Regions from separate parts of the Homo sapiens genome. Here region 2 is linked to region 1. Evidence: chromatin loops called from intact Hi-C (ENCODE). Cell type or tissue: HepG2. All regions are shown on one strand.

Region 1 (4,000 bases):
TTAAAAAGATAAATGTCATGACATTTAGTGTTTTGGATTAATGGGAAATAGGCCAATAATTGCATGGATTTCAATAAGCTTAAAAATAATATTCTTGCGTTATAATGACATTAAAACATTGACTTAATTTCTAGTTGCTGCGTTTTGATTTTTGATCATTTAATATTGCAGAATCACCTGTTGTGTAACAGTTTTTATGTTAATATGTGTGGTCATGTCTTGTGTAAGGATATTTTGGTTAATGGTGGACTGCATAGACAGCAGTGTTTCCATGAGATTATAATAGTGTATTTTATTGTAACCTTTTCTAGGGTTGGATATGTTTACATCCACAGATACTTAGCATTGTGTGACAGTTGCCTACAGTATTCAGTACAGTAACATGCTGCGCTGGTATGTAGCCTTGGAGCTACTAGTGTGTACTATACAGGCTAGGTGTGTAGAAAGCGCTACCATCTAGGTGCGCGTGTGTGTGTGTGTGTGTGTGATTACAATACACTCTGTGGTGTTCGCATGATGGAATCACCTAAGGATGCGTGTCAGAATGTATCCTGTCATTAAGGATGCATGACTCTGTGTGTGTGTGTGTGTGTGTGTGTGTGTGTGTAGAAAGAGAAAGACAGTGACTGTTAGGAGACACGTTACTTGACATTTTTGAGGAAAACTTGGAACCAGGTCTATATTTCTAAAAATTACATACCATTTTTCTGTCCTTCACCCTGTTTCTCTGTTGTTGTTGTTGTTCTTTAGGGCCCTCCAGAATTTCCACAGCATACACCTGGACCTGTTCCCAACAGTTTCAGCCAGCCCCCACGACTCCCTCTCCAGGACCAGTGGAGAGCCCCACCCCCGCCTCAGGATCGAGACCCTTTCTTCTTAGGAGGTACAGAAAGAGTGAGTGGTGTGGAGTAACAACAGAAGCTGCATTGGGTGATGTGCCCAAACACATTTATTTTGTAAACTGAATTGAACTCCCAGTTGGAGATGTTAGGAATGCCAGGTTTTTGTACCATAGCAGTTCTGCCTGTCATTTCAGGTGCTAAAATTGGACATTGTTGGTATCTGAAATCGGAACATCTCATATAAAAGGGAATTTATGTATAGAAAATGACAAATGAAGCAATCTAGAAATAAGAGGCAAAATCTGGAATTGTTTCCAACATTCATAACCTGTCAACACTTGTGACTTCTGTCCACAGTAGGATAGTGCTTCAGACTGCTTTTCTGAGAAGCACATGGTCTTTTTAACCTGAAGTTAATGATGTTGTGTTACCTTTCAGTTTCAGGTGAACCAAGATTCCCGAGCCATCTTTTTCTGGAACAGCGAAGTCCCCCTCCACCACCACCGCCTCCTACCCTTCTTAACAGTAGCCATCCTGTTCCTACTCAGAGTCCTCTACCATTCACTCAGCCAGGACCAGCATTTAATCAGCAAGGACAGCAGCCAGTGTTCCCAAGAGAGCGGCCCGTACGACCAGCCTTGCAGCCTCCAGGTCCGGTGGGGATTCTGCACTTTAGCCAGCCTGGGTCGGCAACCACACGGCCCTTCATTCCTCCTAGACAGCCGTTCCTGCCAGGCCCAGGACAGCCGTTTCTGCCCACACACACACAGCCCAACCTGCAGGTAATGCATCCTGAGTGAACCTCCAGGGAAAAAATGTGTAGCTTCAAGGCTTTGTGTTCCATAAAGTTTCAGATTTTTATTTGAGCCTACTAATTTGTGGTTATTTAAAGAATAGAGTATTAGTCTCAAATGTACTGTTTGTTAAAGACAACTTTTTTCAACAATGTTACTTATCTCAATACAAGAAAAAAATGGGAAAATGTCATTTTTTGGGAATTGAAAAATGCTACTTATTATAATTGTTTAAAGGGTATACTACTAATAAAATTAGGACATGTTTTGATAATACATTTGCTCATCTGTATAAAATTTCATGAGAGGTTTACCAGTGGAAATACTTTGTCAAATTATATTCCTGCAGTAGACAGTTTTGAAAAGAGTCTTTGCATGGAGGGAAGAAGATGTTGCTGTTCACTGGTTATTTGAAGGCCTTGAGTGCCCTCTGCCGACCGGCTTCTGCTTCATGGGTTTTCACTGGTTATTTGAAGGCCTTGAGTGCCCTCTGCCCATCGGCTTCTGCTTCATGGGTTGACATGCGTCTGTAACATCTTTCTTACCAAGTGTATATTTCTTCTTGTATTGTAGGGTTACTATTAAAATACATAGCGATGGTAAACTTGAATCAACTATTTAAAAATACGTGGAATACGTATCTAAGCCAAAAACGGAAAATGAATATTATCTAGGGTGTTAAAGGAAGATAAAATGTTTTTAAGAATTTTTCTTTTTATTAAAAAAATGCAATTAATACATCCCCATTGCAGAAATTTTCAAGTATATATAAGAAAGGAAATTAAATACTCTCGTTACCTAGAAACAATTCAGGAGCTTTTTTTTTTGTCTTTTTTTAAATGCACATCTTCTCGCCACCTGCTTTTTCCCTCCAGTGTCACATATCATTTGATCTTTTCATGTCAGCGAGTTGGTTTTGATGCCATCGTTTGAGAGTGCTGTATGCGGTTCCCTTTCATGCTGTCTGTGTGGTTGCATGTGTGTATACTGGTTTCAGTACTTTAGTATCATAGTGCTACAGGGAACATGCTTTAGAGTTATGAGTTTGTCTGCATACCTAGTTTTCCTTAGGACAATTCAATCCTAGAATTACTGGATTAAATATAAAATTTAAGGTAATAGCTTCTGGCTTATTACTGCATTTTAGATAGTATTACCTTCATCAGCAAGTCTAAAATGAAGTTTTGGTATCGCTGAAAGTTCCTTTCTTGTGTTGAGGTTTTTTAGGAAATGATTGAAGTGATTATGCCCGGTGTAACCATTTATGAACTGTTGTTTCTCTTTCTTTGGAAATGGAAGGGGCCGTTGCATCCTCCATTGCCCCCTCCGCATCAGCCTCAGCCTCAGCAACCTCAGCAACAGCCCCCGCCACAGCACCAGCCTCCGCACCAGCCCCCGCACCAGCCCCCGCCCCAGCACCAGCCCCCACCCCAGCACCCACCACAGCACCCGCCGCAGCACCAGCACCACCACCACCACCACCACCTGTCCGTCCCGCCCCCTCCTTTGATGCCGATGTCTCAGCCACAGTTCCGGCCTCACGTACAGACCGCTCAGCCTCAGGCCAGCAGCAGCCGGATGCAGTGCCCCCAGCGCCAGGGGCTCCGGCATGTAAGTGTCAAGGGGTGTCTTCCCTGTGTCTTCCTGGGAGGCCTTTTAACTTACAGGACTTGAGGGGCATAATATGTAGGTTAGAATATTTTCCAGTTCTGATTTCTGTTTATAAAATGTGTAGTACATAGTTCTGAAGTGAATCCATGTTTTAAAAAACACTCAGGTGATTTGTTTTCTTGACTACAAGAATTGATAAGATACTCCTTTTGTGTCTCAAAGACTGTGTTAATATTTACTTAAGCATCTTTCTTGTATCTAGATATTTCTATAGCAATAGACAGGAATTAATAGACACGTAACTTTAGAAAATACTTTTGGGTGGTAGTCACTTTCCCTTTACCAGTGGCTTATTTTTTGATGTATAGATTATCTCTGTCTTTTTGGTCCCTGAATAAATACATAAATGAATTCAGGAAAAATACGTTGACTGTTCTGTTGCCAGGTGCTACTCTAGTCCTGGAAATACAGCAGTGAACAGAAGAGACAAATTCTTTTCCTTCAAGGAGCTTATACTCAGTCGAGGGAGATTAGCATACATTTATTTGTGGGGTTGTGTTCTCAAGCACCATCAGCAAATGTGTGACTTGTCGTGCATTAAAAGAAACTGGGAAACAATGTATTGCTCTGAAAATAAAAGGCCACAGTCATTGCCCTTGTCCTCCATTAAATACATATAAGAAGCTTTTGTAATTTTGTTTTTAGGAAAGGGAGACACAGTGTGGCTAGTGGTCAGGGTTTTTGCCTCCATTA
Region 2 (4,000 bases), 200 kb before region 1:
CGTTCCCGCTGTTCTGAAGACAGAGACCTCCGCGAGCGGAGCACGAGCTCCCAGCCTATCATGAACATCGAGCAAGACGTGGCACGTGAATTTCATTTCTCAAGGAGAATGGCACTAAAATCCTTGGCTAGGGAGAATGTTTCCAACAGAGCAAGGCAGTCAGTCCCCGGGAGCTGAGGTCCCTGTACATCGTGTATTACTAAACAGCTGCCCCTTCCATCCTCTCTGCTTCTACAGGCTGTCCCATAAAGTTGATAACATTGAAGACTTCTGAGCTAGCTTGAGAATGATGTTGATTACAATAATGAGCCTTATTTTCTAATCATTCCCCACACCACATGACCCACACCTTCCTCCCTTCTAGCCTGCTTGGCAGGTCAGCCTCAGATGATGAGGAGGGAGGCCAACCGGGCCTGGCTTGGAGGCTCCCCAGAGCCCCCGCAGTCTGCTGAGTGTGGGGCGACTGTCCATGGGTCTTGCTCTAACTCAAGGGAAGCTGGAGCACCCTTCCTCGAGGGTCTTGCTGCCTGGCTGGCCAGGAGGACAGTGTGGATGGAGCCACACACCCTGAGGTCCTTCCCAGGAAGGGAAGTCTTCCAGCCTCGCACCAGCCTCTATAACCATCACTCAAAGGTGGGTAAGCAGCCCTGGTACTCAGAAACCACGGCAGCCCTATAGAGGGGATGCTTTGCTTGAAGGGGCCTTTTAGTACTGTCTTTGCTGGGATTCTCCCAGGGCTGTTTACCTGGAAGGTTCTGGAAACACTAGAGTGGAGGGGAAGTTCTACTGGAAGGCAGCCAATGAACGCTGTGTTTGCAAGCCGGCTGCCATGACAGGGGCAGGGTCGGGGGGGCAGAAGTCTGCTGGGAAAATCCTAGAAGCCGGTGCAGAACACGTGCAGTGGGACGCTCGATGTGGAGTATTCACAACCCCTGCTGTAGGGCCTGAGAGCTGATTCCCTCCCTGCCAGGCTGAGTGCTGTCAGGCAGGGAAGGCGGAGCTGGGCAGGGGAGTCAGGCAGGCAGGGAAGGCGGAGCTGGGCAGGGGAGTCAGGGGAGCCCCAGGGAAAGCAAGTCCTGCTTGGTCCTGCCAGCTGCTCCCCGGACCTACGGGTCTGGGAGTCACCAGGCTCCAAGGAGTGACCCCCCAACCATGGTCAGAGCACCCCTTGCTCATGGGCGGGCGTAGGGAGCCAAGGAAGGAAGGTCCTGGGTGTGGGCATGGAAAGGCTCTTCATGGAGACCTCTGCTTGCCCTTCGGGGCTCACCCAAGCTTCCTGACTGATGCTGGGGCCTCACTGCTGGGCCTCACGTGGAAAGAGCCACTGCACACCCCTGGGGCTGGGGGATTTCTGTCTGAGCCACAATGCTGCTAGTGGCAAAGTATGCAGAGTAGAAAAAAAAGCGGGGTCCCCACATATCCCGGGGCTCCTGTGGTGCAGCCGGACCCCAAGACCCTCCCGCTGCTGAGAGGACATGCAGGCTGTCGTGGGCACCTGGCCCTCCTCTGTGTCTGTCCCAGCCCCACATCCACACCAGGGACTGAGCCAGTGCGGGCAGAGGCCCGCCTGCGGCCACAGCCCTTTCACTGGCTGCTCTCTGGGGGCCTCCTTTGACTCTTCTTCTAAGCAAGGGAGGCCTGGCCTGAGAGAAGCTGGTTTGCACATCTCCCCTGTCCACACTGCCCTCCCAGACCCACCCCCGCCCGAGGCTAGACGGAGAGAATAGCCCGGTATGGACACAGGCCGCTTTGCACACACTGGGTCCGCACAGTGCCGAGAGGCCACTCACTCGCTTTGCTTCTTCCCGTGGCTCCCCTTAGGAACTCGGATTCTCGGGGGAACCCGCCTCACCCCTCCCACAGAGGAACAGCCTCTCCAAGGACCCTGTGGCATCAGCACCCTCAGCTCTGAAGACACGGCCTGTGTTTCTTTCCAGCCTGACTGAGGTCCAGAAAGGAGAAAAAAGCAGGCAAGGGGTCCTGCCGCTCTGTGGCCAGCCGGGCCGGGCTGGGAACACCTCTGGCTTCAAGACTCCTCCAGGCAGGACAATGGGGGCCCGAGACCCCTCTCATTTGGCAGCTGTGTGCCTTCTTTTGTTCTTCACTGAAGGCCAAGCTGAGCACGTGCTCTGTGAGCTGCTGGGTGGAAGGAGGAGAGTAGCCCCCGCAGTAACACCAGCCTGGCCCCCATCCAAGTCCAAGCAGAGCAAGGGCAGAGCTGACTTCACACTGCCAGATCCCCTACTTCCGAATTTGGCCAAGTAGCCTGCTGACGGAAGAAAACAATGCCACAGGAATGTGAATCACAGCAAGGAAGAGTTTTCTAAGTGGGAAGGATGAGAGACCTTCTAGAAGTTTCCAGGGGAAGACAGTGGAGCTCTTTGAAGCATGAGAGTGCTGGGACGTGAGGGGGTCACTCTGCTGTGAGTTAGCCAGAAGCAGGAACTGCTGAGCCACACACCCACCGCCAGGCCATGCTGTTCTCCAACACAAGGGCTTTAAAGACGAGTTCTCCAACACGAGGAACCCACCCGCGCGCCTACAGGGTGCACCATGTTTGCAGAGAGAAGTCTCCGTGTGATGCTGGCCTGGGCTACTTCTGGCTGAGCAGGAGCCCTGGGCAGAAAGATCACCTGAGATCAGCACCAGCTCCTTGTAGCTGCGACTCTAAGATTGCCTTAGGCACACTGGTGAATGTAGCCGTCTAGCTGCTTTCAGTTGCTTTGCAGACTAAGTGTTCCTGGCAAAATCGGAAAAGCTATTTCAACTTGATCGCCTTGAAGTGGAACATCCTCCAAGACAACAGAAAGCAGGGGAGGGTGTGGCCCATTTTCTCCAGGCAAACTTAATTCCATTCTGGGATTAGACACACTGGAAAGGCTCAGGACCCCCAAACGTGGACTCCTGGGTCGCATCACTCAAGGATGCAGTGTGAATTTGAGGAGGGTGGAAGGTACAAGGTGCTGCCATCCCAGTCCCTGCACGGCCCTCCATCCGCTGTGGGAGCTGCGGCCACTTGGCCTGACTCCCCCCGCTCTCATCAGTAATGCAGAGATGCTATTCTTTCTGCAGGGTCATTGTCAGGACTAGAAAATCACTTAAAGGCTGTCGCCCAGCAGCTGTCAATAAAGAAGGGCCACCCGGCTCCTCCCCTTCCAGCCCCTTCCTCAGGGCTCTGCGGTCATTTCCTTGGCTCCCCTTTGTTGGGCCTGTAGAGAAAGACTTCCTTTCTGCTGGCCCAGGAGCACTAATGATGTGTCTGATAGCCCAGATTGAAGTTATCAAAATATTAAGACTCAGCTTATCTTCAAAGCTATGCTGGCTGGCACACACCCCCACATTACACATGTGGACACAATGCACACACAGACAGGCACTCACATCTTCCCTGGCCCTGCTTGACAGTGGGAATCAGCTCCCGGCTGGTGTCAGGGACCAGGACTGTACTGGATTTTATGGAGGCACATGTCCTGCATTCAGGTGACCACAAAGGACCTTGAGATTCCGGGGTGCAGGCGTCAGACCTGCAGCAGAGCAGCCAGTGGGCCTGCACGGGGTCCCTCCGGTGGACTTGCCAGACACGGCTCTTGAAGGATCCATCCTTGAGTGTGCCTTTGGGGAGGCAACGAACCCAAAAGGGACCCCTGAGAGCCCAGCCCTCTCCTGTGGGAGGTACTGACCTGTGGATGGAAATTCCTCCCTCATTCATAACTGAGGCGCATTAGAAGCCTGAGGTACTTTCTGTAAGGGCTGCCTGTCACAGCCCCACAGTTCAACCACGGCACCTGTCTGTGACTCTCCTTTCCTGCCCTGTCCTCTTCGGATGGGCACACAGCTCCAGGAAGACACGGACCCCACACAGACAGCCTAGTTTGCATTATTTAAGACAGGTGCAGTGCATCACAACAAAAGAAAGCTGCAAGAAATCCAGACCCACTTCTGTTTAGCTTTGAGTGAGTTGGATGATATTGGGGAACACCTTTCTAATAATATTTCTCTT

Evidence for each region. Peaks named below come from ENCODE experiments on the same cell type or tissue, not always from the same donor. Only the 100,000 strongest peaks of a DNase experiment are listed, where the experiment ranks them.
Region 2: a loop joins it to region 1, with 16 times the contacts of the local background. A loop is called at or near these places in 2 of 110 quality-filtered maps.

What each region holds. Positions count from the first base shown.
Region 1 is chr7:155,736,780-155,740,779 of GRCh38, forward strand. It overlaps RBM33 (RNA binding motif protein 33), which reads left to right. Exons shown (of 18, transcript NM_053043.3): 10 at 751-883; 11 at 1,281-1,624; 12 at 2,936-3,247. Among named protein-coding and RNA genes, the nearest start is that of SHH, 74 kb to the right of the region's middle. In HepG2, a CTCF peak has its summit at 2,077 (motif pointing left); a DNase peak (open chromatin) is centred at 2,072.
Region 2 is chr7:155,541,199-155,545,198 of GRCh38, forward strand. The region is part of intron 2 of CNPY1 (canopy FGF signaling regulator 1); the gene reads right to left. Among named protein-coding and RNA genes, the nearest start is that of CNPY1, 3.4 kb to the right of the region's middle. RefSeq lists an enhancer at 889-1,689. In HepG2, a CTCF peak has its summit at 2,470; a DNase peak (open chromatin) is centred at 2,473; H3K27me3 peaks cover 3,649 bases.